Linked DNA regions of Mus musculus: region 1 is linked to region 2. A link is a loop called in an ENCODE intact Hi-C map of the cell type or tissue named here. Cell type or tissue: heart. All regions are shown on one strand. Links, peaks and the distances in the headings refer to the core of each region. The heading gives the core; the rest is flanking DNA. Region 1 overlaps Nr3c2 (nuclear receptor subfamily 3, group C, member 2). Region 2 holds the start of Nr3c2 (nuclear receptor subfamily 3, group C, member 2).

Region 1 (8,000 bases), core at 1-8,000, 140 kb after region 2:
AGACATCTTTTAATTTTTTAGGACTATCTCCCCATAGAATTAAAAGCACAATTTTCAAACTTCATTTTTCCAATGTGCTTGTATATATTTATATTTGTTTATGTTTACATTTGTTCTTTTCTAGAAAATATAGACTAGCCTCTTTACTCCAGTTATCAGATGGTGCCAGACACAGTTGCTTTGACACCTGGCGAGAACTTTACATCTCTTCCAGTTCTTCTTCTTTTTTTAAAAATATTTTTTATTACGTATTTTCCTCAATTACATTTCCAATGCTATCCCAAAAGTTCCCCATACCCTCCCCCCACCCACTTCCCTACCCACCCATTCCCATTTTTTGGCCCTGGCGTTCCCCTGTACTGGGGCATATAAAGTTTGCGTGTCCAATGGGCCTCTCTTTCCAGTGATGGCCGACTAGGCCATCTTTTGATACATATGCAGCTAGAGTCAAGAGCTCCGGGGTACTGGTTAGTTCATAATGTTGTTGCACCTACAGGGTTGCAGATCTCTTTAGCTCCTTGGATACTTTCTCTAGCTCCTCCATTGGGGGCCCTGTGGTCCATCCAATAGCTGACTGTGAGCATCCACTTATGTGTTTGCTAGGCCCCGGCCTAGTCTCACAAGAGACAACTATATCAGGGTCCTTTCAGACAACGCTTGCTAGTGTATGCAATTCTTCCAGTTCTTCTAATTAACACAATCAATGACAACTTTATTCAGAATTCTTTAGTAGCATGAAGGGCACTATATCCCCAACCCACAGAAGCAGCAGTCTAGAAGCACCCTGTTGGGAGTCCCCCCAACCTGTTAACCTTTGTGGCTTCCTCCTGGCCCACACCTGTCTCCAGCCCTCTCTGATTCGTCCATCAAAGGTATTAAGTTTCCTTTCTTTTGGAGCATATTCAGTAGATGCCTTTTTCCTCTTTGAAGCAGAGCTTGGGTTTATATACTCCTTCCCCAGGCACAGACTTCCAGAATACAGTGCTCTTCTGAACCGCCTTTCTGAGGACACACTGCTGCTGCTGTCTCTTGCCACTCCAGTCTTTGGTCTCCCTGTTCGCTAGGAACATGGCTCTGCCTCCTCCACAGTGGTGGCTCTGTCTCAATGGCATTTTTTAAAAACCTGAACCTTTGTGACGATCCACTCCTATTTGCCTATTATAGTTTGCACTTAAAAACATTCATGAAACACAAATTCTTGTGATTTACAAATAAAAGGTAGTGTAAACCACTGTCCTGAAGACATCTGTCTATCATGCTCTCTTGAGTCCCCACGTGAGCCTTGCTGCTGGCCACGTATATCTGATCTACCTGCGAACCTGGGCAGTTGTGCTGGAAATTATAAACCTCAATAATAAAAACACCATAAAGAATTAGTGACAGGCTTTTTTAAATCATTACTGCAAAACATAATGCTATGATAAGTTAGAGCTGTAGTTGTCAAAACCAGCAGATTCAAGAGGGATTTCAATAGAAAAATCTTAATTTGGGAAAACTCCTTGAACGGTAACTGTCATTTTTTCACATTTTATCCTTTGCTTTTTCACGTAATCTAATGTAATACAATTATTAACCCTTTTGTGTGATGTTTCTTATTAAGAAGGAAGAAATAACAAAAAACAATTTGAAAGCTCTAAACAGTCAAAAGCATTCATGTGACTAACCCTCTTATATAAAGTTAATATGCTGGGATGCAAACTAAGGAAGAGTGCTGTTACTTAAGCTCTCATATTTAACCCATTAATGGATTAAAAGAAGTTACTTAGTTAAAAATAACTATTATTTCTTACCTATGGGCTATCCTTTCTACTTTTTCTCTTTTTTCTTGTTTGTCCCATAAGTTATAGTTCTATAATCCATTTTTAATGCTGTATATATATTTATGTGATAACATTTTACATTAACTCCAGAGGACTCATTTGAAAATCATTTATTATAACTCACTGGCACATTAATATTATCCTTATGAATCTGTTTCCTTAATTAATATATTTAATGTTCTCCTTCCTCATCCACAACTGAGAGGTTGAAAATAATTCGTATTGCATTTGCACAGAAACTTCAATGCTTTGTATCCATCATATCTCAGAATCATGTTATAAAGATGAAGTTACGATTTACTAAGCCAGAAAAAAAAAACATCTAGTTTATATTTTCAGTCTTTTGATCTTTAGACAAAGTTGGAAGAAAGGACTTAGCAGACATACTCAGATACAGGAACAATAGTTGGCCTTACATGCTTAAGAAAACCACTCACCTGGCAAAGATGAAATCCATATGGAGCTGCTCAATGGAGAGAGGATTTGCTTAGCGCAGACAAGCCTGGGGCTCTCTCCCCAGCTCTTTATAAGCCAGCCATGGAAGCACGTGCCTATAATGCCAGCACCCAGCAGGCAGAGACAGGATCATCCTCGGTATGTAGAAAGCTTGGGGTCAGCTCCATAAAGGAATATATAACAAGACATCTGAATCCAAGGGTGCTTAAAAGAGCTAAGGCATGCATAGTATTGTGTAAGCAGAAAGTATGTTGAACCTCAAATAGGATGTTACTTCTTGTTTCTTTGCTGGATAACGATTTGATCTATTCTAATAGCTTTGTTGAAAATGTGGGTAAGGTTGCATAGAACACCATTCGGTGTGAAAGGGGAAAATCCATTCATGGAAACAAATCCATGAACTATAAAGTTTTCTGCAGACAAACACGAAACAGCTCAGTATCAGGCATTGCTGGCCAGACAGTGATCATGCACTGTTTCATTTTTAAAGTAGAATCAACTTTTGTCTTTCTCAAGTCTAGCTGCAGAGTCCTTCCTATGGTGCCCTTGCTCCCAGGAGCCTCTTCCTAAGAACTGGGAGAGCAGCTGAGTGCTGTATGCAGTAGAAACAGCTGGAGCCGGACACACTGCCACGATGAGAGCTCGTGCTCCTTGGAGATGCTCACCTGTGTGACCAAGAGGAAGGCTTTTCCATTTCTAAGTTCCAAAACTTCTCACAAAACCTTCACCCTTCTTTAGTTCTGCTCAGTCAGGGAAGTGTCCTCTCCAGGAACAGCCCATACTAGCCTCATCTCATGATCTTCCTGTGCCCACATCCTGGATCATTGGAACAAAACCTTGCGCCATCTTGCCCAGAAAAACAGGAACTTCATGTGAACTGCAGAAAACTGTTTTAAAGGTTTACCCAAAACTGCAATTTTTAAATTTTGGATGTTCAAAACACAGTTGAGGACTGTGTTCAGTCCTCAAATATGGTACTGTGTATCCCATGTGGACGGGACCAGAAAATGGAGCATACCTGAGCATCATAACCTGATGGGAAATTCCCGTCCTCTGCCTCTAAAAGGCTTCTTGTACTGGTGTGCCTTCATTTTGTCCCTGGCTTTAAAGACTGCTCTCTCTACACAGAAGGCAATGGAGGAGAGACATTTCAATTTCTTCTTAGATCTAAGAGATAGATGGTCTCAAGCAAAAGAGCTCATTTGGTAAAATTCTTCCCATGCAAGCCTGAAGACCCAAGTTCAAGCCCCCAACCTGTGTGCAGCGGCATACAATTGTGACCTCAGCGTTGGAGAGCTAGAGACAGGCAGATTCTGGAACCTGTCGGTAGCTAGCAAGAATAATGAGCTCCCAATTCAGGTCCCCAAAAATTGAGCTGACTGGCACCCAGGGTGTCCCTCTGGACCCCACATGTTCGCATAGGTCCGTAGGAACTCCCACACACATTCATACACACACACACACACTCACTCACATCCATACACACTAACACATAGATAAGTAAATAAAAAATAGAAAAAACATGAAGCTAAAATGTGCATAACTAAAATGGACCATGGCTAACCTCTTCCTTACCCTTTTCAGTGGAGCTTTCTGGCATCCTGGAAAAGCTAAAGTACTTTGCTGATATTTCCATTAGTTTGCAGATTAGGACAATTTTTATTATCAATTCATCAACCACTCAAGAAGTACAGGGTAAAAAATAAATAATAAAAATAAAAAAAGAAGTACAGGGTATGGAAAATATTAGAGAAAGCAAGCTATATATTGTGTGCTCATTAGCAGTGAAGCAGACAGAGGAAAGCTTTGTGTTATGGAAGACAGTGGATGCACAAGTGTTTGTGCCCCTCTGCTGGCTGCTAAGTAGACTGTGCACTTAGGACTCTGGGCATCCAGGCACTGACATTGAAGGACCACAGACAGACTCAAAATGAGGTGCTCCCTGCAGAGAGCACTCTGATGGCACATCAATCATTCGATCATATTGTCAAACTACAGAGTAATTTCCCTTTAATAATTTTAAAGTTAGCTGTGCCTTTTAAATAAAATGGAACTAAATAGCAGTTAATTTGTTCTTAATGTATGTCTTTCCTTTATTTGGTTAAAGCCAACACCCTCCAATCAACTCAATAAAGTCCCTTATCCCATCCCTGTAAGGTTTGTTTAGCTTTGTGAGTTACATATGTAGTTGGAGCACCCTAGAACTTCAGGTGAATAAAACCATACAGTGTTATGTTCTTACACTTAACATTGTGTTTTAAATATTTGATTTTGTTATACCTAAGTTTTTATGACATAATACCCATTGTCTAAACCTGAGGCTATTTATCATTCCTTGTTGATAAGCTGCTTCCTTGAGTGAATTTCTACTACAAGTCCTTCTATCCACACCGTATCATTGATACCTTTGGGACTGAATGTCGTTGGATTCTGGTGCGCATGTATGTGGAATGTTAGAAGAAACAGCTGCTGTCTCACCAACTATGACTTCCTCTTCCATCATCTCCTCGCCAACCCCCAATGTTGCCCACCGTTTTCATCTTAGCCATGTGTAGTGTGTGGCTTTAAAATGTGTAGATATAATTTCAAGAGTTCTGTGGTCTGCTTGGATGCTATGGATTAGTCTACATTACTTCTATATTTTATGACATTTTAAATTACAAAATGTAGACACTTTGCAAACTTGTATGGATTCTCTCTCTTGCTTGTTTTACGTGAAGAAATGAAGTGATTAAAGACCATAGAGGCTACAGACAAGAGGCAGTGGAAGGCTGTGGTGAAGAATGAATCTTATTCAAGGTTTATGTGGAAATACATGCTTTAGTGGGCTTTTGATCATAAGCTAAGGCAAACATTCCTTGATTCATTAATTTTCAAAATATTTTATTATGATTGTCTCATAGCACTGTCTAGTAGCACTCTCCGTCAATCCACATGTTCATTCTGTGTCTTTTAACATGAAAGCTGCTAGCAACATGTATGTTTCAGATACCTGAATATGGCTACGCAACTCGGTGACTGAGGTCTAGATCTTACTATTTGTGTATGGCTAGTGGATAGCTTGTGGGGTTGCTTGTCTAAATACACAGAGGGGGTATTGCCTACTGTTTGGCTACATTGTAAAACAATTTCAAAAGTCCCAGCCCTTTAATCCCACAGTGGGAGGCAGAAGCAGGTGGGTCTCTGAGTTCCAGTTTAGCCTGGTCTATAGAGTGAGATCCAGGAAAGCCAAGGCTACACAGGGAAGGCGTGTCTCCAGGAAAACAGAATTAAAAAGTCTTTATTACTATATGCTGGGATTACTATGCTCAGAAGTGGCCATTGCATTTCACTTTCAATGAAATATCTCATATGTGGTATTTTAAACACAAATTTGCAGTATTGTAAAGTTACATCTTATAAGCATGTCTAACCTACAGTTCATAGCTTACAAGAAAGCCATGTTAGCTATAAATATGGAAAAACACAAAATCACACACTCATTTAAAATGTTGAGATGTTGTGATTTGTTTTTCTAACCTGATTTTGTGGCTCTGGAGCGTGAACTCCATAGAACATTGTGTCACAGTGTTGAAATACTGGACACGCCTTGAAGGCTTAGAGTATTTTAGTAGGGGACACCTACCTCAGCATCATTCACCTACCCAGTGGTTTCTATGGTAAAATGAGTTTAGCAGCTAGTGTACCCTTCTGTCTGGTATAGGAGGGAGCTTTCTCAGGTGTCTCCCTGTGACGACTGTCTGTGTGCAGCCCTGCTTGGTCAGAATCATGAAGATGGCAAATCCGTAAAAGCAACCATTTTCCTTCCAAATGGAGTCATTTCACTTCTGTGATTCTGTGATCATGAAAGATAGAGTGTCTCTGACTGAGGAGAGAAAAGAAGTAAAAATGCCGATTCGATGGCATTCTTTTCTATGGCTAAATATAATGGGACAGGAGAAGATATTTTTTTCTGGCTTTTCCGATCTAGAATATTGATCTTGGGGAACAGTGGCAAAGGTTGCTTTGGGGGTCAATTCCCAGAAATCTGGGGCCATCTTAACTCATACCAGAGCATAGTAAGGGAATTGGCATTGGGAACTAATTCCTTTCTTCCTTTAAAACAATCTTTAAGATTATAGATGCTATTGAATAAAAGCTCATTTCTGTCATTGGTGTAAGGAGGAGGAAAGACCCCAAGTGACCTTCTCAAGGTCATCCTGTGTCTGATTACTGTCATGATTGCTGCATTAGTCACCTTTTTTTAAATTATTCAAAAATACCTGCAGTGAAGCAGTTTATGGGAGGAGTGGTTTGTTTAGCTTACAGTTTCTGGACTTTTGATCTGCAATCGCTTGATTCCATTGCTCTGAGCCTACTGTGGAGCACAGTGCAGAAGCTGTTTACCCAGAGCAGAGTGCCTGTCGCTGTGGAAGACTGGCAGTGTGTGCACGTGTGCACGTGTGCGTGCACGTGTGTCTCAATATGATAGCCAACCTAGGTCACAAGATAAGCTCGTCTCGGTGGTGGGAAGAGGAGATAAAGCGGCACACAGGCCAGAAACATCAGTTTCTGGCACGTGGGTGGAAGGCGTTCAAGCCCTGGAGACTGGTTACGAGAAGTCAGGGTCTCAACCTGGGCTGTGTGTGAATTTGTGGTCTTACCCAAAATAGCATTTATTCTTACTCTTGCCTTTCAGTACTTCTAAACACTGAGTTCCAAAGGGTAGCAAAATGATCTTTGAAAGTATTTTCTTTTAAAGAAAAACCTTGATTTGAGGAATATCTGAATGGAGACAAAATTGTAAATTCTTCTCCTCTTCCTAATTTTTATTTTTGTGCATACATGAAATTAGTGTTCTAAATTTTCATATTTACCACTAGTATGAGAATACTTCTTTTGTCATAATTTGGTTAATGGTGTTAAGCAATATATTTTAAAAAATATCAACAAGCTTTTTGAGCTAGAATAAAAATACAAGGATCATAATAATACCTTGAAGTCTATACCACCTCAAGCTGAGGTACCTGTACCTGTCTTAAATCACAATAGAAAACGAGTTGAAAGATTATTCTTTGAAAATATGGATATTATAAGTAAAATATTTCCAGACAGTTTAAGTGCCACACAGTAAATCATAGCAATAAGCATGTGTCTTTTACATTAGTTCACTTTTTCCCAAATATCTAACAAAAATCATTTTGGGGAAGGAAGAGTGTATTGCAGCTCACATGGCTCACAGTTCTTGGGAAACAAGGTCATTGTGGACCAGCATCCCAGCTGGGCCAACCATGGTCACAGAGGCAAGAAGCTACCTGTTCACATTTATTACATCACAAGGCAGAAGAGTGGGGATACTAGGGCTGAGCTGGCTTCTTCCACACTTATTTAGCCTTTGGCTTTGTGCCACTTACATTTGGAGCTGATCCCCTCCCACCTAAGTCAGTCTGGAAATGTCTACCCAATGCCCAAGGGGAACTTTTCTAGTGGCCTCAGTATTTCTTAATCCAGTCAAATTGACGATTCAAATTAAATATCCCTTTTACTTATACAGATATGTAACAGTAATACATAATGTTGGGAATCCTACTAAAAGTGCAGGACTAAGGTACCGTTGTGATTGTAGGAAAGTAGCTTAAAATGGGAGTATTTAGCTGTGCTTGTTAGGAAACTTGAAGCTAGCAGTGAGTTTGCACAGAGATCAACTACCTGCAAGGCCCTGATGTACCACAGCAGTTGCTTTCT
Region 2 (16,372 bases), core at 4,374-12,373:
CCCAATAGAGAATACTGGAACAAATCTCCAATACAATGGGAGTAACTATATCCATGAAAATACAAGAAATTAAACACTTGACAACAAAGTCAAAAGAAGAGAATGCATAATACCACCTCCAGCAACAAAAATAACAAGTCCTAACAATAATCTGTCTTCAATATCTCTCAACATCAAGGGACTCAACTCCCAATAAAAAGACACAAACAAAAATTTGTAAACAGGATCCAGCATTTTCTGCATACAAGAAACACACCTTAGTAATAAAGACAGACAGTACCTCAGAGTTAAAGACTGGAAAAACATTTTCCAAGTAAATGGTCCCAAGAAACAAGCTGGAGTTGCCATTCCAATATCTGTTAAAATAGACTTTCAACCAAAAGTTATCAAATGAGATGGGGAAGGACACTTCATATTCATCAAAGGAAAATTCCACCAAGAGAAAGTCTCAATTCTGAACATCTATGGCCCAAATGCAAGGGCACCCACATTTGGAAAAGAAATGTTACTAAAGCTCAAAACACACATTGAACATTACCCAATAATAGTGGGAGACTTCAACACCCCATTCTCATCAATGGACAGGTCATTGAAACATAAATTCAGCAGAAACACATAAAACTAGTAGAAGTTATGAACCAAATAGGTTTAACAGATATCTACAGAACGTTTCATCACAAAATAAGAGGATACATCATCTCAGCACCTCATGGAACCTTCTTCAAATTTGATGATATAATGATTGGACATAAAACAAGCCTTAACAGATACAAGAAGATTGAAATAATCCCATGCATTCTTTCAGATCACCACAGACTAAGGCTAGACTTCAGTAACAACAAAAACAACAGAAAGCCCACATACTCATGGAAACCAAACAACTCTCTGCTCAATGATAACTTGGTCAGGGAAGAAATAAAGAAATCAAGGACTTTATAGACCACAACAAAAACAAAGACACATCATACTCAAACTTATGGGATACAATGAAAGCAGTGCTAAGAGGAAAATTCATACCACTAAGTCCCCTCATAAAGAAAATGGACAGATCCAATACAAGCAACTTAACAGCACACCTGAAAGCTCTAAAACAGAAAGAGGCAAATACACCCAAGAGGAGTCCAGGGCAAGAAATAGTCAAACACAGAGCTGAAATCAACCAGGTAGAAACAAAGTGAACAATAATAAAGAATCAACAAAACCAACAGCTGGTTCTTTGAGAAAATCAACAAGATAGATAAACCTTTAGCCAAACTAGCTAAAGGGCACAGAGACAGTATCCAAATTAACAAAATCAGAAATGAAAAGGGAGAGATAACAACAGAAACTGAGGAAATTCAAAAAATCATCACAACCTACTACAGGAGCTATATTCTACAAAACTGGAAAAGTATAGATGAAATGGATGGTTTTCTAGACAGATACCATGTACCAAAGTTAAGTCAAGATAATGTAAACTATCTAAACAGTCCTATAACCCCTAAGGAAACAGAAATAGCCATCAAAAACCTCCCAATCAAAAAAAGTTCAGGACCAGATGGGTTTAGTGCAGAACTCTGCTATACCTTCAAAGAAGAGCTAATACCAATACTCCTCAAACTATTCCACAAAATAGAAACAGAAGGAACACTACCTAATTCATGCTATGAAGGAATAAATACCTAACTACACAAAGACCCAAAAAAGAAAGAGAATCTCACTTATGAATATCAATGCAAAAATACTCTATAAAATTCTTGCAAACTGAATTCAAGAACACATCAAAACCTTCACTCACCATAATCAAGTAGGCTTCATCCCAGGGATACTGAGATGGTGCAGTATACAAAAATTCATCAAGGTAAAACACTATATAAACAAACTCAAGGGAAAAAGGCACATGATCATCTCATTAGAAGCTGGAAAAGTCTTTGACAAAATGCAACACCCCACCTTTCACATTAAATGTCTTGGAGTGATCAGGAAGTCATGGCACATACCTAAACATAGTAAAAGCAAGATATAGCAAACCAACAGCCAACATCAACTTAAATGGAGCAAAACTAGAAATAATTCCACTAAAATCCAGGACAAGACAAGGTTGCCCATTCTCTTCAATATAACACTCAACTTTCTAGCCAGAGCAATTAGACAACAAAAGGAAATCACGGGAATACAAATTGGAAAGGAAGAAGTCAAAGTATCACTATTTGCAAATGATATGATACTATATATGAAAGCACCCCAAAATTCCACAAGAAAACTCATACAACTTAAGAAACAACTTCAGTAAAGGGGGAAGGTATAAAATTAAATCAGGAGCCTTTCTTTACACAAATGATAAACAGGCTGAGAAAGTAATTAGGGAAACAATAGCTACAAATAGTATAAAATATATTGGTGTAACTCTTCCCAAGCAACTGAAATATCTGTACAACAAGAACTACAAATCCCTGAAAAAAGAAATCAAAGACCTCAGAAGATGGAAAGATCTCCCATGTTCATTGATTGATAGGATTAACACAGTGACAATGGCCATCTTACCAAAAGCAATCTACAGATTCAATGCAATCCCCATCAAAATTCCAACTCACTTCTTCACAGACATAAAAAGAGCAATAATCAACCTCATATAGAAAAACAAATAACTCAGGATAGCCAAAACAATTCTCAACAATAAAAATACTTCCAAGGGAATCACTCTCTTTGATCTCAAGCTGTACTGCAAAGCTATAGTGATAAAAATAAAATAAAATTAAATTAAAACAAAACAACAACAAAAATGTATGGTATTGTTACAGAAACAGAGAGGTCAATCAATGGAATAGAACTGAAGACACAGAAGTAAACCCACACACCTATGATCTTTGATACAGAAGCCAAAAATATACAGTGGAAAAAAAGAAAGCATCTTCAATAAATGGTGCTGGTCTAACTAGCGGTCTGTACAAAGGTCAAATCCAAATGGATAGAGGACCTCAACATATAATCATATACACTGAATCTAATAGAAGAGAAAGTGGGAAAGAACTTTGAACTCATTGGCACAGGGGAAACTTCCTAAACAGAACACCAATGGCTCATGAATTTTGCTGGCAAATGGGTGAAACTAGAAAATATCATCCTGAGTGTGGTAACTCAGAACAAAAAGATAAGTACCCGTGATTAGTAGATATTAGCCGTTCAAAATACCTAGGATACAACCCACATACTGTAAGAAGTATAACAAGTAGAAAGGCCCAAGTGAGGATGTTTCAATTCCACTTTGAAAGGGGAAGAAATGATCCCAGGAGGCCTGATTGGGAGAGGGGAGGGGGAGGGAAAGGAGGAACAGGATCAGGTATGGGGGGCAGGAGAGAAGCCCAGGGGGCCAAGCAAATGAATGGAGATAAGCAGCATGGGAGTAGGGTAGGTGGGTGGTGAATCCTCTAGAAAGTACAAGAGGCCCAGGAGGTGAGAGACTCTAAGGACTCAAAGAGGGTGACATTAGCCAAAATGCCCAACATTGGGAAGAGGCAACTCAAACTTCCAATCAGGGCCTCAGCAGAAAGGCTAGGTTACTAACCCACAGTTAAAATTTCTGACTGAGAACCATTCCTGTCTAAAAGAACTGCAGGGACAAAAATGGAGAAAAGACTGAAGAAAAGGCAGACTAATGACCAGCCCAACATAAGATCCATCTCATGGAGGGCATCAAGGCCTGACACTATTACTGATGCTATGATATGCTTACAGATGGGAGCCTGACGTGGCTGTCCCCTGAGAAGCTCTACCAGCAGCTGACTGAGACAGAAGCAGATACTTATACCCAACCATTGGACTGAAGTCAGCGACCCCTATGGTTGAATAAGGTGAAAGATTGGAGAAGCTGAAGAGGAGAGTTGACCCTATAGGAAGACCAGCAGTCTTTCCAGGGAACTCCCAGAGACTGTGCCACAAACCAGGAGCATGCATGGGCCAGTCCTAGGCCCCTAGCACAAATGTATCAGAGGTCTTTCTGGTCAGGCCTTAGTGGGGGAAGATGCATTTAATCCTTGAGAGACTTGAGACCCCAGGGAAGGCGGAGGCTTGTTGAAGGGAGAGCACCCTTCTGGAGCCGGGGGGGGGGGGGGGGGGGTGGGGAATGGGATGAGGGATTGTGGGAGGAGGGACAAAGAGGGGGAGCAGTGACAGGAATGTGAATAAATGAAATAATAAAAATTGAAAAAAAAAAGAGAAACAAAGTCTGTCATATAATTTAAAATACTGCCTATTAAGAGAAGTAATGAAACCCCAACAGGATTAGTGAACAAAGTCTTGCAATAAAAATGCTATTTGATGTAAGAATACACAGCTTCTCCACCCTGCCACCTAAATGAAGTTGAAACACTTAGCTGCCTGCTTTGGGAGAAACTCACAACTGTGATTAAGCACTTGACCTGAGCAGGTGACCTCTAAGTAAGATGACTCCAAAGGCTTATGAAGGAAAATACAAATACCTCCATTTCTCTTGTAGCCAAAATCACTCAGTTTGGGGAAGCTGCACATGACACACATAGGAGATTTGGTTCATTTGCTCTGTAATACATTCCCTGTAACATGTTATCCCTGTACCACATACACACAGTTACACAGATACACAGATCGCCACGATTGTCTTTAAGGATAATGATGACATCTGGCATGAGGTGTCTTACTTTTTCTGTCTGCTGTTTGCAGGGTCATATATCTGACATATGATGCCTTCCCTTTCTAAACTCTGTCAGGGAAAGATTCTAGTCACGTTCTCTGCCCCCATAACTAGGCTCCACCCATTTGCAAATATGGGACAATGTGTGACAAGAATCTAGCACCGTTGTATTACACTGTTTCTCTTCCTGACATGGACCACACCTTCAGGAACGGTTACCTTTATTATATGTATACTGGCCTCAGAAGACCCAAAATGGAAAAAAAAATCTATTAGGCCTCATTTTCTTCGGTTACCTTACACCTGTCTCTATGTGTATGTAGCATTTCCTATCATAAGACATTATTTCTTGTTAATGGCTTAACAGTTAAATATTGAAGCACTGTTTTTGCAATCGTCTTTGGTAGAATAAAAAAAGATTGTTGATCAAAATGTTGTCTTAGTTGTTACTGACAGCTGTTAACATGCTGCTAAAAATATAGCACTGACTACTGAAGAGCAAACTGCTCCTATGCCGGCCTGGTGAGAGATTCTAAACGGGGTTTCATCTCAGAGACAAAGACAGAGGCTTCACACTCTTGCCCGATGTGTTTCAGTGTGTGTAGGTGGGGGGTGGGGGGTGGGGGATGGGGGAGCTGAATGTTTGTAGTGTGTATGTGAGGTGTGTGTGCATGTGTGTGTATGTGTGTGTGTGTGTAAGTGTGTAATATCTATGGTATGTGTGTATATGGTATGTGTATGTGGTATATATAGTGTGTGTATGTGTGTGTGTGGTGTATATGTATGTAGTGCTTGTCTGTGGGTATATATCTATGTGCATGTGTTTTTATGTGCATATTTGAGTGCATATCTGTGTATGTGCATATATATGTGCATGTGTGTATGTGTATGTATGGTATGTAAGTTGTGGTATGCGTGTTCAATGTGTGTGGTGTGTAGTGTGTATTTGTGTATGAATGTGTATATATGTGTGTTGTGTATCTGTGTGTATGTATGTGCATGTGTGTGTATGTACATGTGCGTGTGTGTGTGTGTGTGTGTGTGTGTGTGTGTGTGTGAGTGAGTGCACACGCTCTTATACTGAGCATTATACCACAAAACTGCCTGGTTTCCTAATGAGCACACAACCTTGCAGTTATTTATGTAAGATTAGCACAGTTATTTAAAGGTGATGCATTTTCTCCACTGCACCAAGAATATATGAAAAAAGAGGAGAAAATGAAAATGTCCTTATTTTTATTAAACTATACTGTTCTAAGTTCCTCCCCTTTTAAACTACTGTACATTATTCCTAAATTTAAACCCTCAGTGTGAGCCAAATGAAATCTGATTTGCTTCTAATAATATGGCATACTAATCATGATGTGTGTGCTGTTTGGTGCTCTCCCATCTCAAAATCTGGCCATAGAAATGGAGGAAGTTTGTCAATTTTCCATTTAAACTGCCTGAAAATGGAATAAAGGTAGACAGATAAATCAATCTGTAAACAAATCCCACATTAATTATTCAAATTAGTGAATAATGAAAGCTGAAGCAAATATTCCAAATAGTGTAGAAAATTGAGTTTGGGCAATTTTGGATATCAGCAAAATCTCTAATATGTTCTGAATTTATCTTCCAGTCTGCAATTTCTTCCTTGCTCGCAGTGTTTATAAACTGTAACATGTGTGTTTTGCAATAAACAAAGAAGCTGGATCTGATATCATTGTCCTATTCATCTTCTCTCTCTGACGCCGCCCCCATCTCTCTCTAGCTCTCCCTGTCTTCCTCAACTCTTTGCAACAGCTGGTAAGAGACAGGGGAGGGAGAAAGCTTAAACAAACAAACAAACAAACAAACAATAAATAAATAAATAACCCTAGCATGGCTAGGCTTGTTAACAAAGTTAATTATAACTAAATGCTTTAGCCTTTATCTTAAGAAACTAATTAATACAAATAAACTATATGTGCTTAACTTTCTTGTCATCAAACAAAGATATAATAAGAAAGAGATGTTCAGTTTGGGGTGAGCGAAACTTTTACAATTTATAAATCCTGCTTATTTTCAGCTGTTGAAAAAATGGGTTTGGAAACAGGGAATTGAGGGGTGGCTTTGCTCAAGTTAAAACAGAGCTAGGAAGGATTTTTTTTTCCAACACAAACTTAGATATTAGGCTTTGTTTCTGAAGTTACATAATAGAGGATGTGATGTCACACATGTAAATTGCAAAAGCTGAGTCGTGCACTTTACTGTGGCAAACCTCAGGGAGTTTGACACTAATGGGATGGGGGAGGGAGACGTCCTCAGGTTCAGCCTGTGAATGTTCTCTCATCATCTAAAGGGAGAGAGAAGTCTGTGGCTGCTTGAGGCTTTAGGACATTTGGCAGCTATATAGAAGACAGTGATAGGTCCCTGTGGCTGTCCATGTCTTAATTTTTAATCTCTTTTTCAAAAGAAATTGAAATTCTCCTTTTGCAAAGAACAAATATGCTTATCTAAAAGGTTGAGAAGAACAAAGTTAGTTAGAAGATACCTTTTCCAAAGCAATAGCATTGCTAGACACATACTGAAGCTGACTGAACTAATTCCTGCTGGGCATGTAAATGACTCTGCCCCTAAGTGTTCTCTCCTTCTCATGGGGGTCCTTCAGATAGGGCACTGGTGGGCTAGTCCTACAAAAGCAATACCACCTTCCCTCTGTCCTTCACAAGGAGGTGTGGCATTGAGCTGCTGTCTTCTCAGAATGCCCGCAAAGCAAGATTATGCAAGGGAAACTTAATACTCAGAATAGGATTTAAAAATAGAAAAACCTAAAACTTTGCCTATGGATAATTGCAAGATCCTCTAAATCTCTCCCCAGAAATAAAAGAAACTGACATACATGGCCCCTCTATCTTGGCCCAAAGGGGTTTCAAAAGAATATACATATATGTATTAAATCTTAGATGTTGATATCAAACAACCCTAAAGGCGGAACAGATAAAAATTTGTAACATGCTCAAGTAAAAACATAGGGGGAAATCTCCTAAATTTCTGAAATGTTGCAGTTATAATAACTCCATTTTATACCATACTTTTATCACATCATCTGTATTTAAAAGCATTGATTAACGTAGTGGTAGGAATCTGTGGGGAAAGAATTCTTGTGTTAAATTTACTCTGTAAATGGGAAGGTAGTCATCCAAGCCTAACATGTCAATCTCGGAAAAGGAATTTACATTATCTCAGTTACAATAAATGGTGGCTCTTCATCTAATGTTTTACTATGAAAAAAATTTCAAACATACAAGGAAGTTGGAGAAAACTTTTGTACTGGCAATTTGATCCTTCCATTATTATACTACATACACATGCCATATATATATATATATACACACACATCTTTCAGTTTATTTAACCAGTCCATCACTATCAATCCATCTTATTTTTGAGGCATTTCCAGTCAGTCTGCCAACATCAGTATATTTCTAAATTGTCCTTTTTTAAGTTAGCTGAATATAAAGTTAAATTTTATTATAAATTATAGAAAACATTTTCTTGATCTCACCTAAGACATACCTTCACAAAAGTTAACCTAGAAAACATTTTTACCAATAAAAAGCAGAAGAAAAGAAAACTGTTTTGCCCCATGTCAAAAAGCCATGTTGAGCCACCAAAGAACTGAGAAGTGTCATCGCTGTGGGTGGTGGAGCAGCTAAGCTGATGTGGGAGTGTGGGAATGGGGTTGGAGAAAGGCAGGGATTATTTTAACAGGACAGTTCCGTTTTGAATGGCGACCAGCAACTTTCACCTCTGTATAGGAAGGAATTGGGAAGAGGGGGGGGGGGGGCTTAGAAAACCATGGAAAGAGTGTCATACCAGAAAAGAGGGTTGTGAGGTGAATTCCCGGATTTATTTAACTCATTTCTAAAAAAGCAAGCAAGCAGGTGCGTGTACTCCTAGTGACACCAGTTTTCCCCGCCCCGCAGACTTCCAACTAGGGGCGTGTGTAACGGTGCATTGGAAGAGTCTTGAGCAGAGAATATCTCGCACACCCGCGAGTGAAAACGGGCGCGCGCACATACATTCACTGGACTGGGGTGACCTGAGTGCCTTGGGGTGAGAGGCTAGGATTTGGCAAGGGCTAGAGAGTGAGAAGGACGTGGGGGACAAGTGAACCCCAGGATCGCAGCTCAGGCTCAGTCCTCCTCCCACCGCCGCGTGCCCGCGCGCCGCGCCGCCCGGCCAGGGAGCCCGCCTTTCACTTTCGCATCTGCGTAGGTGTCTGCCCGGGCGGGCGCAAGGGCGCGGGGGCGCGCGGGGAGGCGCGGAGGCGCGCGACGGGGGAGGGTTGCAGCCGTTCTCCCCTTTCTGGGCCCGCAGCGCTCCGGGCGGCCGCTATGGAAGCGCGGGGTCGCTAGCGGTCGCTTCCCACGCGCCCTGGTGCGCAGACACCCCGGCCCGCCTGGTGCCCCCCCCCCCACGGTGGGGGTAGGGCAGCGACCCAAGAGCTGTCTCACTGGGTGGGCAGTGGAGGAGCAGGAAAGAAACTTTTCCCTCCTGGCCCGCTCTTGGTTTTCCAGCCCTCCACTCCCTATCCGGTGGCACCTGCACCTGAGGCCAGACGCCAGGTCAGGGCTGACTTTGGGGGCCGGCGAAGAGAAGAGGGTGCGTGCACTGGGGTTCCGTTTTCCCTCGGCCTTCTTGCTGTCAGTGGCTGGGGTTCCGACGACAGCCACCAGCACCCCTGTCTCCCACCAGCGGGTGGCAGGACCGCTGGACAGCCTCATACTGCAAGTGAGGGTGTGACCGAGGAGGGGGCCACGGCGCCGAGGGCTCCCCCTGCGGCTGCCCCCACAAACGCGCGCGCACACACACACACACACACACACACACACACACACAAGACGCTCTGTTGCCTGAGCTGTCACCCGCTACCCCAGCCCTGGGAGGGGGCGCGGAGAGCCCCGCTTCCCCGCTGCAGGCGCGGGAGCTTACCGCTGGACTGGCGGGCTCCCGGGACCTCCACAGTCACTGCAGGACGAACCAGCAGACTGGGAGACCCGCCGGCCCCAAGCCGGGCCGCCACTGCTGGGGACCGGCGGGTGCTCGGAGCCCCCTAGGCGCAATTTAGTGCCTCCAGCTCGCCAGCTTGCTGGCTCGCCGCCTCCAATAGGGTATCTGCACAGTCGCTCTATTACTGTACCCACCGTCAGTAGGGCGACTGCCAGGATTGCTATCCTCTCCATCCTGATTGCCGATCAGCCGGTATTGGACTTGCTGTTGACGGCGGCAGCGGCGGAGGCGGCGGGAGTCTCGCTGGCCCCCTCCCCCGCCCCAGTCTCCCTACCATGTCCTAGAAAAGGTGAGTGCAGCAACTGTCACTTTGCACCGACAGTGGTGGGAGGGGGCCGAGGAACGCAAGGGAGAGGCCCCGGGGTGCCAGGGCCAGTGCAGAGGGGAAGCGGGTCGGCTCAAGGAGGTGGGCTGCCGGCAGTAGACCAGGTGCCCGCCAGGCCGGCCCGGGACACGGGTGCTGGGAGGCTGGCGAGCGCGCGGAGGCTGCTCCGTGCCATTCTAACCTAGATTTTGCAAGGAGCTTCGATCCAGGGCAAAACCAGCTCTCCCTAAAGGAGATAAAAACTTAGTAAAAAGAGCCCGGTCCATTTCTTTAATAATGAATACCCACACTGGCTGAGTTGCAGCCACTGCTGCTTGGCGAGCCCGGGCCGCCGGGTCCGGAACTCCCCTAGCTCCAGCTCGCCACCCGCGCGCGGCCCCGGGCGTGATCGATGCTGAGAGTGCTCTCCCAGCGCGCGTGACAGCTACCCTCCCGGGAAAGTTGGGACACTCGGCGGGGGATTCATGTGTGTAGGGGCTCCAGGGCCAGCTCTACGCTGGCGACTGATGGGCACTGGAGTCCCAACCAGCTTGTCGTCTCCGCTGCAGTTTCTTTTGCCTCTGGGGAGTGTCCTGCTGGAGTGACTGAGACTTCCAGTCTCCTTGGGCTTGGGATCCGGGATCCTGAGGTTTAACTAACTGTAAGGAAAGGAGGGGCCTTTGGGCACAAGATGCCCTCCTCCTTCTGGGGCTTCAGCTCCTGGCGAGTGAGGGTGAGCCTGAAGCTGCACAGCTGCCGCCGGCGGCCTGCGGGTCGCCAAGGGCCAGGGGACCAGATTTAGGTGTGTATATCACTGGTGCTGACTCCCAGCCAGCAGGGGAGTCCAAAGACGAGCCTCAAACCAGTCTAAAAGTCCTTAGAAATTAAAGTTAAGGAGTCCATCTTTCGGCTTAGCAAGTGCAGTGCTTGGGTGGATGGGAGGGAAATCAGGGTTGGGCGAAGGAAAGGGGTCGAAATTTCTTCGCGCAGACAAACGATCCTTAAAAAATAGTTTTAGTGTCTCCCCTCATCCAGTATACCTGCCCCAATTATGTGCACCCCTTTCACACATTATAAAGTGAATATCCTCGAGATAGTAAGCTTTCTTGCATATTGAACTAGTGGAAAAATCCAGGACTAAAGTAGTATAAGTACAGTAACAAAATTATCAGGCGCCTCAGCTCTTGACCCTGGCACTTTTTTTTTTTTTTTTGGCAGGGGGTGGGGTGGAAGGAAGGCTGTGTTTAAAGGGGTTTGGCTGCACTGAAAGCACCCGCTTTTCCTGCGTGGTTAACACAAGGAAACTGAAATCGAGTGGGAACGAGATCCTCTGTCTCTCCGACAGCGGAGATTAAGGCTGCTCGGCGGGAAGGTAACTCTGAGAACGGGAGGGGGCGGGAGCAGAGCTTCAGGGGTCCCGGGGACACCCACCCGAGCAGTCCTAGGCCTGAGGACGCTGTGGGAGGCGCCGGGTGTGCACCGCTGTGGCTCACCTGGCGCTGCAGGTGGAGAGAGCAAGGGCTCACCATCTAGGCTGCTCTAGCGTCACCATGCTTTCCCCTTCTCTCCAGATTGCTGTGGTCGCCAGGGAGGGTGGGGGGGGGGCGACAGTTGTGTAGGTGAGAAGTTTGGGGCGAAGGAGCAGAGTGGGCTAAAGGGTAGCGTGTGCAGGGGTTGCCCGGTCGGGGCCACCTCCGGGAACCAGGAGAACTCGCCGCCTCTGCGGCTTTAAGGAAGCTGCGGAGTCCAGGCTGTGTCGCAGCAACTTTGTATCAGTCATGTCGCCCGCCTGGTGACTGACAGCCCCTGTTGCCCAATGAGAAGCGCGCCTGGCCCGCACAGCGTGGAGCCTTGTTTCCCCCTTGGCCAATGGAAATGGCTCCAGCGGGCGGGACAGCGACCTGAACTTTCTGGACATGTGACCCGGTTTAAAAGGGCCGGCTTTCCACTCCCCCCTCGGGGCTTTCGCCCGCCCCCTCCTCTTGGCCCGCCCCGGCCCTGCCCCTGACCCCTCCCCTCAGCTCCTGCGCACCCGGGGTGTCATTGGGCCCGGGAGAAGAGAGCCAACTTCAGGCTGCTCAGAGGAAGCTTGTGCAAGTCACCTGGGCGCCAAGCGCTGCTGTCTTGGGCTCTCCCGCTGCAGGGAGAGCGGCACTTGCTGGCCTGGATGTGGTTGGATGTAGGGGGGCTCCGCAGCAGGGGTGTCGTGGAGGTGGCAAGCACTGCAACAGGTAGACGGCGAGAGGACGACCCTGGCCAAGGCAGGTGTGTAGGGGTGCGCAGTGGGGCGTCTCTGGTCCAGCCCGGTGTGCGACTGTGGCAAGGGTGGCTTGCACTTTGCAGGGAGAAGCCGCTGCGTAATCCGGAGGCACAGTCAGTATGGTTCTGTGTGCTTGTTGTTTTGTTTTGGTTTTTCATCCCCCACACCCTCCCCACCCCCACCCCCCCCCACCCCCGGCTGGCTGAGGACTATTTTGGGAAAGTTTGGCCACTTTGGATAAATGCCCTCTAAAGAGCGGCTTTTAACCGCCTTTGGCAGTGGGCGGTCTACCACCCTCCCCTTTCCCCAAAAATGAATTTCAGATCGTTTGGCTCTTGCAAATTTTAAAGGACGTTTGAATAATGTTTCTTTCATCTATCAATTGCGGAAGCTCCCCAGTCTGAGTGGGAGGTGTAGCCGATAAGGGCAGTTGAAGGAGCTAGATCACCATAGATCTTGTATGAACGAGGTCTGGAAAATCTTGCGTTCCCAGTTCCTTTATATTTGGGGAAACTCTAGGGGATTCTTAGGACAGGGACAGACAAGGGATGAAGCTACTTTGGGTGGCATCCTTTTCCAGATGGGTTTTAGGTACATGACTTTTCCTGCTGAATTTTTAAAAGACGAGGTTTAAATCATAATGCTTCATCATACCATCTGCTTTATTTATTTATCATATCGTAGTTCGGAAAACTTTTGCTAGCAGAAGAGTTATTAAAGCCGCTGAGTTTTAAAGACACCAAGCTGCATCTTAACATCGCGGGTCTTCACTCTGTAGGTACTGTTATTGGTGATATTTACATAGTAGTGATAACAGCATTCTCCATCTATGTAGTCCTCCCTTGGAGCTTTAATTCCACGTTTGACATCATGGCATGCTACCTACCATTTGTGTCATGAAATACTTTCGGGAGTTTAGGAGAGACTAAAGCTAAAGCAAAGCTTTTTCTTTTATGGAAAGCTTTTTCCTTAAAGGAAGAGGGCAGGTGAGAGGAGAGAGAGAGAGAGAGAGAGAGAGAGAGAGAGAGAGAGAGAGAGAGAGAGAGAGAGAGCAAGCTGATGCGGCTCATTGGGTCAAGCCAGTGAGCAGAACTCATGTGTGCTTGGCTCTAACTGGTTCTCCCACTCTCTTAGGTGACCTTGGCAGGTTTATCCTTCATCTATAAGAGGGGAAGGTAACAGTCTTGAAGAGCAGAGCAACTCAAACTAGTTTCCTGAAGTTATCTGCCTTCTAAAGCAGCCCTCAAGGATGGGTCTCTACTGTACCACTCCAGGACAGTAACATAACTGGGGAGAAGGGGGAAGATGCCATTAAGAAGCAGATATGTTTTGAGCAGCATTAAAAGTGAAAGTTTCCAGAAAAGATACAAATTCCCAAGAATCTCTAATAATTCCTGGGGGGAAAAAAAGAAACTACTTTGTTATGGAATAGGGCAATTTAACAGACTATGAAACAAAGTTTTAAACTGTTTCCTTTGTGCTAATAGTATTTAAGGAAATATATTATACATAATATATTTAATTTAATTTATGCATATATATACATAATTCTGAGCTCTAGAGAGATTTGTATACCTAGCATATGGCTCATTTAGGACAATAGTGGCAAGTGCCCCTCAGGATATTAGTGAGTCCTTTGCACACATACATGTAAACATGAGCACGTGTATGTGTATACACACACACACACACACACACACACACACACACACACACACACGTAAAGCCTGTTGGTGCTTTCCCTTATCTATGTGGATATTTTTGTGTTCCTTTTGCATGGAAATAAAGGTCCGCAATGGCCCAAGCGTCTCTGCTACAGTGTTTCTGGGAAGCTTAGAGGCCTGCTTTTCCCTAAGCTAGGTACTCATGGAACTCCCTGCTTTATTTTATACTTAGATAACAAAAACCTTTCCCTTTACCCTCAGGATAAAGTTTTATGAGGATCATACTCATCAAGCTGTATTTTTAGTATTCATTGGTAAGTTCAGGTTGACTGAAGTACTCTTCAAAGCCATGATCATTGTGTCAATTCTAAAATGTCAACCCCAGTTTCCTGGACAACACAGGAAATAAATTTCTAACCTAACTCATTTGTTTATTAAAAAAAATACTAAAATAATAACCGAGGAGAAGTCACCATAAAATATTTCAGTAATCCTATTTTAAAAGCATCTGCTCTTTACAACAGTGTTTACAGGGAAATCGTTCACGTGCCAGTTGTTGCCCACCCTTCTGGGTTGGTTGCCAACCATCTCTGTTTCCTTTGAGAGGTAGGTGAGGAGACAGATGACGATACCTTGAACAAAGCCAATTTAGATTCTAGCAAAGCGTCTGGCAAACTCTTCACCATATTCCTGTCCATAATTCTGTGAAATGCAGTTGCCTTTAGGAGAATGTTTTGGGAGTCCAGGGTTTGGAGAACCAGGACTTCAGAAGTTGATATCAGCTGTCTGATGTTAGCTGATAAGCTGCTTCCCTGTAGAGAAACTGTGGCTGGTGCCCACAGCTTCCAGGAAGGATTCTACTGTGAGCTTTAAGGAGATTTATAGACCTGGCATATGACTCATTTAGACAATAGTGACAAGAGCCCACTCGGGATATTAGTAGGTCCTCTCAACAACAACAACATGTACAGAGGTAAATTATTTTAGGGGTGCTGGATTAAAAGCACACTACTTTCTCCATTTTAAAATCTTCCAGGGCTTTTGAAATCCAGATTTTCATTGTGAGACCTCATAGAAAGCAGTGTTCACCTATCCCAGAAGAGAGTTGGGCTGGTGAAGTTCTGGAGAAGGGTCTATGTGAGTCCCCTTCAGACTCAGGGCAGACATCCCTGTTGCTTAGGATGGAGGGGAGGTTGAAGGCTACAGCTAGGAGAGTTGGAGGAGGTTCCTTGGGAAGCCTTCTAATGAGGAAACAAAGGGGCAACTTCCCTTGAAGGCCTTTGGGGAGCTCATGGTACAGGAGAGGCATATGAGTTTGGTGATGTAGAGTAGGATGCATATACACGAGTTCTCTTCTGAGCACACACATAGTTCTTGTGAAGGTTAATAGATTTGAACCAAAAACACATATATCTCAGCTGTATACATCAATCTTTGGGAGGGAAAGAACAGAATAGTCTCTGTACAAACAAGCAGCATGTAAAAATATTCACCCCATCTTCAAATTTATTGCTCTGACTAAATGAGTCTTCAGAAGAGTAAAAAATGCCCACTATTAGCAATGATTTGGGTCCTAGTTCATGTATGTGTGTGTGTATGTGTGTGCGTGTGTATGTGTGTGTGTGTGTGTGTGTGTGTGTGTTTCAACTTTTACTGGGTTTTTGTCCATATTTACCTTTTTTGGCTGAAATTGCCAGATTACTACCTCAATCTTTCTGATTTGATTTATTTTCTACTTTTTAGAAATTGATTTTTGATTAAGAATTAATAGAATAATGTTCTTTAAGTGAAAGCATACTACATAATTGGTAGGTTTTTAAGGTTCACAAATGGAGTATTGATTATAGTATAATAGTTAAACATTTTATTTGCATTTTACTGTCCATCTGGGACACAGTGGTAAAACTGATAGTTTCTAACTACTCATAATTTAAAATCTACTGTAGAATACAGAGAAGTCAGGGGCAATTGTGATACTCTGGCAATTTGTGCCTTACATTTCATTATAGAGGTTTGTGATGTGTAGTATCAATTATTTCGTTAAGTCCTTATATTATTTTGTAATGTTAATTTAAATTCTGTAGTAAAGGACTTCCTGGTCTTTTTTTTTTTTTTTTTTTTTTTAATAATCAGAGGGTTGGGGAGAAGGGGCTGGAGGTAAAGCAGAGAAAGGCTAGAAGGCCTGTAGTAGGCTTCATAGATAAAGAACTATAAACTTGGCAGGACATATAGATTTGAAAATATACGCAGGTGTGATTTTTAATACTAAGATGTACAGATAAGATATTTCTGGGCTGAATTAATTTTTCTACTGTGATCTGTTTTCTTTAGAGCAGTTGTCCAGGGATGATTTTGTTCTCTAGGTAATCTGCAGACTTTTTTTTTTTTTTTAGGGTGGTACTCTCAGCATCTCAGCATCTCAAGGTAGGAGACAGAGATCCTACTTAACATATTCCAGT

Evidence for each region. Hi-C counts contacts between places; a loop is a spot of excess contacts. Peaks named below come from ENCODE experiments on the same cell type or tissue, not always from the same donor. Only the 100,000 strongest peaks of a DNase experiment are listed, where the experiment ranks them.
Region 1: a loop joins it to region 2, with 2.7 times the contacts of the local background. A loop is called at or near these places in 4 of 42 quality-filtered maps.

The regions. Positions count from the first base shown.
Region 1 is chr8:77,038,333-77,046,332 of GRCm38, forward strand. All of the region lies in intron 2 of Nr3c2 (nuclear receptor subfamily 3, group C, member 2), which reads left to right. Among named protein-coding and RNA genes, the nearest start is that of Gm24838, 100 kb to the right of the region's middle. In heart, for the core only: a CTCF peak has its summit at 4,139; a DNase peak (open chromatin) is centred at 6,749.
Region 2 is chr8:76,890,287-76,906,658 of GRCm38, forward strand. It overlaps Nr3c2 (nuclear receptor subfamily 3, group C, member 2), which reads left to right and starts at 12,044. Exons shown (of 9, transcript NM_001083906.2): 1 at 12,044-12,254. Gm10649 (predicted gene 10649) reads right to left here and starts at 10,335. Exons shown (of 2, transcript NR_028579.2): 1 at 9,820-10,335. In heart, for the core only: CTCF peaks have their summits at 9,025 and 9,345 (motif pointing right); DNase peaks (open chromatin) are centred at 8,885, 10,025, 10,495, 11,885 and 1 weaker place; H3K4me3 peaks cover 4,117 bases; H3K27ac peaks cover 2,408 bases; H3K27me3 peaks cover 1,353 bases.